Linked DNA regions of Homo sapiens: region 2 is linked to region 1. Evidence: read pairs that join two places in POLR2A ChIA-PET (ENCODE). Cell type or tissue: MCF 10A. All regions are shown on one strand.

Region 1 (4,000 bases):
ACTACCACTGCCAAGTGTGAAATTGAAGCTTGCTCTGCTGGCCTTGTTGCCTGGGAGCTTGATCCTGCTTCTGTTACTCCACACCTGTCTCCCTCCCTGTTCCATTCCTGGCTCCATTTGCAGCCCTCCTTTCAAAGTGTGGGGTGGATACCTTTGTTAGGCAGAGCCTAGCACAAGTGGTCCTCCTTACTGCAAGGGAGTCTGGGAAAGCAAGTATCCAGTGTTTTCAGCTTTTATAGTGGGTGGTGATTTCTGCCAGAAATTGTAACAAGGGGACAAGGGGTGTTTCAGATTTGGGGCAGCCAAAAAGCGAGCAAAATCCATCTTTGAGGTGAGCATTTAGGCCAATAGAAGAAAGTAGATTTCAAGTGTTAGGAACAATAGAAGCCCAGGGTAGAGGTTGAATAGAGTATGGCATTTGAGCCCAGTGGAAACAAGTTTAACTGGATTAAAGGGTGTGCTCTGGGAAAATAGTTTGAGAAAAGTTGAAGGAATAGGATGGGACAAGATTAAAGATTACTTTGAAAGTCAGGCAGAGGAATTTAAATTTCATATGGGAATGTTGGAGCCAGTAAAAGTTTTTGAACAAGAAAGTGTCCTAAAAGGAAATGGTACTTAAGGATTATTAATCTGGCAGCACTTCTAGGGGTATCTAGGCATTTTCTGTCATAATTTAGGTGTGGGGTGATAGATTGGGAGTAGAAATAAAAGACAAAGATTGTATTTAAGAGAAGATTTGAAGGAAAAAAATCAATAGGACTTCTTGAAGAGAAAGAAGTAGAGGCTATTTCTGAAACTGAGCTTGAGTGACTGATCCCACTCTTCATTTAGAGCTAGCAAAGCTGAGGAGGGACCCAGTTTGGAGGAAGCAGAAGAATGAATTTTAGTTTGGGAATTGCTGAGTTTGAGGTGAGAGATATTGAGTAAAAGTGGTCCCTGTGCAGTTAGAGTTGGGGACCAAGAAGTGGAAAGAATTGCACTCAGGCAGAAAGGCTGTGAAGGGAATGGAACAGAGTGTGCCAGAACCCTCAGGGTGTTTCTCAGCTCTTGTTTACGGGCCACCAGGTATACTATCTTGAATTTAATTTTAAGTGATACGTTTGAACCACAACCTCTACCTTTTGTTTCATAAAACGTCAGTTCTCACACCCTAAGACACATTGATGCAAGCTATCGATGCTATTACTATTTTACATGGTCTTCTTCCTGTTATTCTAATATATTTGGAAAGAAAATGATTAATACATGTGAGGCTTTTCTTGGTAATTTTCAATACTTTTGAATGTTTTGAATACAAGGAGAATAATATACTAAAGCTAGAGACCTTAAACAAGACCGAGAAAAGACTGCATATAAAAAGCAAACCTCCAGTTCATTAAAATTGTAAGTTGGAGCTCTTGGCTCCATGGCAGGGAGCCTTGGATCAGTAAGTATAACAGCTCCCTTCCGTATTGTACTTAGAAAAGAATGATCATAAAACCTACTTAGGCCTCACAAGGTCTTTTTGAGCCTTAGCCAATGCATTTAGTCACTGTCAGTAACCACAAGCTTTAGTATAATATTCTGGCTTGCAAAGCAGCCAGGTCTCCAGAGCATGACGATAGGCTCTTCTATACAACTTGAAAGCTGTTGCTGAGGCATACCTTCTTGATATTCCTCTTAGCACTTTTCTCTAGTCTATAGCAAGTCTGTACCTGTAGATGACAGTGGATTGCTCAGATATTATTAAAGAGTATGCAAGTATCTTAACAGGAAACAGCTTACCCTTTGGGTAATGTGTGATACAGTGAAGAAAATCCCTTAAATGGTTGCCCAATATTTATGCTGCTGGCATGTTTGCTGGGATATTTTTTCTCCTCTGAATTAGTATTTTGAGTCCTTGGGCTCTTCAGTTTAATAGATAATGTTTCTATGTTTAAGTGTAGAAGATCCACCATGTTAGCTGAAAAGTTCCAAGGCTTTTCTGTCTCTGTAACATTTCTCTGCCTAAAGAGGTAGCAGGTTGAAAATTTAGGAAATAACTTTGCGTCAAAAAATTCATCAGCCTTTCTAATCAATTCGATTTTAAAGTGAAACAGTGATGAACTTTGCATTTATCAGAATTCATGTTTTTCTCATGGATTTAACAGCCCTTTGCAACTCTGCTTCCTTGGTTACATGATAGAAAGAGTATCTGATCACATCAGAATAAAATCGTTTGGGAAGACATCCGTGTGTCATAGATTATGTAGCTTGCAACAGGATTTAAAGCAAAAAGATGGTAGAATATCGGATCTATCATTATTTTTGCAGTGAATGTTTCACCAGCTGGTTTGAGAGAAGTTTTACACCCCTACCAGGCTTCCTCTTACCTCATTTACCGCAAAAACCACAAGTCCTAACAGGCAAACTGTAATTGCCTAAAACAAAACTAGTAAGGTATAAATGCATGTGGAAATGATTATTTGAAGGCAAAAGGCAAATAAATGTCACCAGTCTGAGCCATGACCTAAGCATCCTAGGTCTAGTAACCATTCTTTTGGTAAGGGATAATGCCAACTTTTTTATCAATAGGATTCTGTTAAAAATACAAAGAAAAACAGTCAGCAGGATACTGTATCTATACACATACATATATGTATATACACATATATGTATATATATGTATGTGTATATATAGATATAAAATACTTTTGTTTCATTTTAGAGCTGGTTGAACTTCAGTGGTGGGTAGAGCTTGTTTTTAATTTATATAATTTTTGTAGTACAATTTTAAAATATTATTTTTTTAAATGAATCCAGGAGCTGTGCGGTCTTATGCATTGGAACTTAATTTGACAGATTCAGAAAATGCCACTTGCCTTTATGCAAAATGGCAGATGAATTTCACAGTACGCTATGAAACTACAAATAAAACTTATGTAAGTATATATTTTAATTTTTCTTTGAGTTTTATAGTAGGAATTTAATTGACTTTATCCTTTAGATACACGTATACAAATGAAATTCCACGTTGACTGACTTAATGCTGAAACTCTGGGATTTTTTTTAAGCATACACACTCAGAAGTTATTCTGTTTAGTGTTAGAATGAATATTTCTTCTGATTCATTGGTTCTTGGGAGTTTTTGTAGGACTTGATTAAGGGCAAATGATCTGAAGACGACTATATGGTGTTCAGGTCTAAGTATTTCTGTAAAGTGTTTAAAATGTACTAGCACCAAAGCTTGCCCTTTTAAAAAGCAGCTTCCCATCTGGGCATGGTGGCTCATGCCTGTGATCCCAGCATTTTGGAAGGCCAAAGCAGGAGGATTGCTTGAACCCAGCCCGGGCAACATGGTGAGACCTCATCTCTACAAAAAAACTTTAAAAATTAGCCAGGCATGGTGGCACACACATGTACCTCCAGCCACTCGCTGGGCCGAGGCTGGAGGATTGCTTGAGCTCAGGAGGTTGAGTCTGCAGTGAGCCATGATTGTGCTACTGCACTCCAGCCTGGGCAACAGAGCGAGACTCTATCTCAAAAAAAAAAAAAATCGCTTACTTAGGTTGGTACAAAAGTAATTGCCATTAAAGGAACAAACCACAATTACTTTTGCACCAACCTAAGTAAGCGATTTTTTTTTTTGGCACAAACTGCAATTACTTTTGCACCAACCTAACACTAAAATCTCCCCCTTTTTGACATCTCCTCTTAATTCCTTTGCCTTCTTATTTTCTTTTTGTTAAGGTCCTCACTACTTACAACCTAATTTTTTAAAAAATCAGTTTAAGAACAGCAGCTCAAGCCAGTTTTCCTTTTCTTTTTAGACATACACGAATTTATCCAGAGGAGTGGTATGTAGCAGAAGAATCAGGGACTGGTTTACACAGCAAACCAGGCAAAGGGCAACCTGGCCATGGAGAATGTATGATTTAGGCTGAAGTGGCATGCCCTACATAAATGCTTGGTGTTCCTTGCTGCCTGTTTGTTTCTCACCCCCAAATTTCTATTTCTTTTAGAAAACTGTAACCATTTCAGA
Region 2 (4,000 bases), 190 kb after region 1:
TTAATTTTTATATCTAGTATAAGTTAGGGGCTCAGTTTCATTCTTTTTCATGTGGATATCCAGTTTTCCCAGCACATCTGTTGAAGACACTGCTCTTTCCCTACTTTATGATCCTAGCAACCTTGTCAAAAATCAATTAACTGCAGATATATAGATTTGTTTCTGCGTTCTTAATTTCACTGTTATCTTTGATCTCCTGAGGAAAAAATGGGTTTGCTGATGGTCTGTCTTGATAGCGGCAATAATGGCCCCTAACCCTCTGCAAAGTGCTTTTGCACAGTTAATCTTCACTATTACTACTTTGTGAGGTAGGTATTACTGTCTCTGTTTAACAGGTGAGGAAACAGGCCAAGAGGGGTCAAGTGACTTGCCCAGAGCTGAGTAGCAGAACTGGGACTGGAGCCCAGATTTGCCAAATGCCAGAGCCTTTGCTCTTTCTATTTCATCCCAGCTGCCCCTGACTAACATTTGGGTAGCCCTTTCTGGTTCTATGAGTGTTTTAACATATATTACCTCCTTTGTTTAGTTGATTTAATTAAAAAATTAAAAGCAAGTTGTTTCCACCTGTTGGGAGCTTCTTTGACAGTACGGAAGGAGAGCAAGGGAAGTACCGAGCATTATCAAATGTGAATCCCGGGAACTCTATCAAGGACCAGGGCAGAAAAAAAATGAAAGCAAAGATCTGGGGAGAAGATCTTTGATTCATGAGATTAGAGAACCAGTGGGGGCACAGATAAGGATACCAAGGAGGAATCATTGCCTAGATCACTCTATTAAAATAAGACCATGGTGTAAAAAGTCCAGGAACATCATTCAGGTGAGCCTAAGTACAATCCTTGGCCTACATCCAAGTGTGGTTGGTGACTTGTGATGTGCCTCTCCCTGAGTAGAGTCCCCGGGGTCTGCAGGGAGGCCCGGGGGTGCTGGCTGATGAAAGCCGTTTGCAGAGAGTGAGGACAGGAGCCGAGGGCTGTGAGCTGGCAGTCTTCAATGGAATCAGCTAGGAACCACCATTTCCAAAGTTGTGGGATCCTGAAAGGAACCCTGACAAGAGGTGCTTGGTGAAAAAGATCTTAAAGAAATGTTTGAAGAAGTGCTTGTTGACCAAAGATATGAGGATTTGAGATGAATTTTTAAAAAGTGAATATATCTTTCCATTTTCTCCTAATTGGTATCGCTGGTTTAGAGTAAACTGGAGAGGGAAAAAAAGTAGCATTCTTTCCAAAGTCCACAATCATTGTCTCAGAATAGACTCAGTTTTGTCCAGGCAAGATTGCTTTCACCATTTGCTGTGCTACCTAGTAACCTTTTGTGTTACTGGAGCTCGGAATGCTACTGATCAATAATGGGGGGGCAGGGCGGGCGTCTCACAACGTAAGCCCCAGAATTCTAACAGAAATACACATACACACACACACACACAAACACACACTCCTATACGTGCACACAAATAGAAACAGGGCCCAAATTTATTGTAAAATCAGATTTATTGATTTAAAATATAACCAGACCACTATTTTGGCCCATCTCTTTTGCCCCATCCCTGACTAAGTCTTCACTCCATTCCCCATTTCCTCTTCTTCCTTCTCTTGCTGGCTTGTCCATTTTCTCTATATCCTCTACCCCTGACTGTCTTCTCTTCAGAGACTTTCCTATACCCATTTAATCTTACTCTCATGTTTCTTCTGTGCTGCCTTCTCTAAATAGTCAACTTCCTTTCAAATATTGTCTAGACCCTTGGCCTTGCTGAACACACAAAAACTTTTATATAGTTTACATTGTATGATTGTTTCTCCACAGTTAGGCTTAATTTATTTAGATAGAAGAGCTGGTTTCATTTTGCGAGAGCTGGAGGGTGTGTTTTTAATTGACAGTATGCCAAGGGAACATGATTTCTGGTACTTCCCCAGAGACAGAATTTCTTTAAAGAATTCTGGGGGAGAGGTAAGGGCATTTCTGAGTAAATGTAAAGCAAGCCAGCCCTTGGAATGGTCAAGATCTCAGCCCTCTTTCACACATTAAAGAGGCTGACAAACATTTATCTGGCTGTCTGTGAGCTGTATTATGACTGAGGTTTGTAGCTCTTCAAACCTCCTAGAGATGTAAACAGTAACCCACTCCAAGGAAGAGAGCAACAGAACTGTGTTGAAACTTGCTGGAAGGGAGTTTCCCCCTGCCAACACCCTAACATGGTTGCCTTTGTGACTGCCAAAGCCTGCCTACACATTTTCATCACTTGAGAGGAAGCTTCTGCTTCTCTGTTAATGTGCTGTAGCTATGTTCCAAAAGGAAGACACATTGATTTTTCAGACAGCTCTCAATTATACACATGAATGGGGGAGGTATCAATGACATAGAAGATGGAAAAATCATTTACCCCACACCTTGATCCATGTGGCACAAAGCACAGTCCTACTTGGGAACTAATGAGTAGTGGTAACTTCCTTTAGCAGTGCTTTGGCTCTGATGAGAGCAGGGCCTCCATTCTGGACAAGGTTAGCTTTAACCCTTGAAGGGCTACACACACCACCATGTTGTGAAAAGGATATAAAATTATGTCTGCATCGTTTTATTTGCAAAAAAAAAAAAGGTGGGGGGATCAATATATTTTTCTTGGTCTTTCATGGCTTCTGTGCACTGCTAGGATTTTGCCTCTACTCTACAGGGCTGATGAGAAATCAATACCCTTCATGTCTTCAGGAGACCCCCTTAGCAAGGTTGGGATCTCTAAGAATCCTTACAACTTTTACAAATTCTTTGTGATTGAACACACTCTGTCACAGCAAGAACACTAGCTGGTTCGGCCTTCTCTATTTGATGTTTTGCATTTTGAGTCTTATTTTTTCTTTTTAATTCTTGTTTTTAAAAATCACACAAATGATTTCAACTTTTCTATAGGTTTAAATTTTTCAAGTTAAAAAGTTTGGGGAAAATGACACAATACAAATTAGTTGTAAACATTTTGACATATATAGTAGAAAGTTAAGAATCCCTATATACCTCCTAATTCTACTCTGCTCCCCAGAGATAAACCACAGTTAATAGTTTGCTATGCATCCTTCCAGGTTAATTTCTTTGCATTTACAAACATACATACATGTATAATTTTGGGGGTCTTTTTTTAAAACATAAATTGGGATCATGTTATATTAATGTAACATAATGGCTTTTAAAACATAAAAATATATCCTGGACAACCTTCTCTAAATAGGTCCACATCATTGTTTATCAATAGCTGCATGGTATTCCATAGTATAGATGTACTAAGTTTATTTAACCATTCTCCTAGTGATGACTGTTTATGTTGTTTCTAATTTGTGTTTTTCTACAGAACCCAACTCTCCCAGCACTGAACTGTTCTGTTGAAAATACCCATCCAACAGTTTCTTACTATGCTCATCCCCAAGTGGCATCCTACAATACCTACTACCATAGCCCTCCTCACCTGCCACCATATTCTGCTTATGACTTTCAGGTATGTTTTGGGAGAAAAAAGAACTCTGTATTACCCTTGTTCTCACTCATGCTCTCTTGTTCTCTCCCTAAATTCAATTATGGAACCTTTCCATTGTCTGCATATGTATGAGGTAGCCATGCATCTCCCTAATGGCCAGCAGCCTGTGGTTGCCAGCTTAAGGACTATGTAGGCAGGCAACGATGGCAGAGATGGGCGGGTGGAAGCTGCGCAAGAGAAGAAACAGAGAGATGGAAGAAAAAGGGAGAGAGGGAGGTAGGATCAAGGTATCCCAAATTGCCTTAAACTACACCAAGGAGAAGATAAGCTAGTTGGGAAATGGCAGCTCATTAGTACACTACCATGGACCCCTGTGCAACAGTGGCTTTTTCCATTCCCCTGATATGGGGAGAGGCCTAATCCTGCTCCTTAACACAAGGGCATTCTGAGCCACACAAGGGTTTGAATCAAACCTGTAATGAGGAAGAAGTCCCATTCTTTTTCTCCAGGCCTCCTAACTAGGACTACACAGAGCAATACACAGAG

Evidence for each region. ChIA-PET counts read pairs that join two places held together with the same protein. Peaks named below come from ENCODE experiments on the same cell type or tissue, not always from the same donor. Only the 100,000 strongest peaks of a DNase experiment are listed, where the experiment ranks them.
Region 2: POLR2A ChIA-PET joins it to region 1 with 7 read pairs; 8 of 35 experiments call an interaction of 5 or more read pairs at or near these places.

What each region holds. Positions count from the first base shown.
Region 1 is chrX:120,455,551-120,459,550 of GRCh38, reverse strand. LAMP2 (lysosomal associated membrane protein 2) reads left to right here. Exons shown (of 9, transcript NM_002294.3): 2 at 2,782-2,900; 3 at 3,981-4,000. Among named protein-coding and RNA genes, the nearest start is that of LAMP2, 12 kb to the left of the region's middle. In MCF 10A, no CTCF peak of the experiment used is centred here; DNase peaks (open chromatin) are centred at 1,620 and 2,360.
Region 2 is chrX:120,267,719-120,271,718 of GRCh38, reverse strand. It overlaps TMEM255A (transmembrane protein 255A), which reads left to right. Exons shown (of 9, transcript NM_001104544.3): 8 at 3,332-3,475. It also overlaps the pseudogene PFDN4P3. Among named protein-coding and RNA genes, the nearest start is that of ZBTB33, 19 kb to the right of the region's middle. In MCF 10A, no CTCF peak of the experiment used is centred here; DNase peaks (open chromatin) are centred at 378 and 2,148.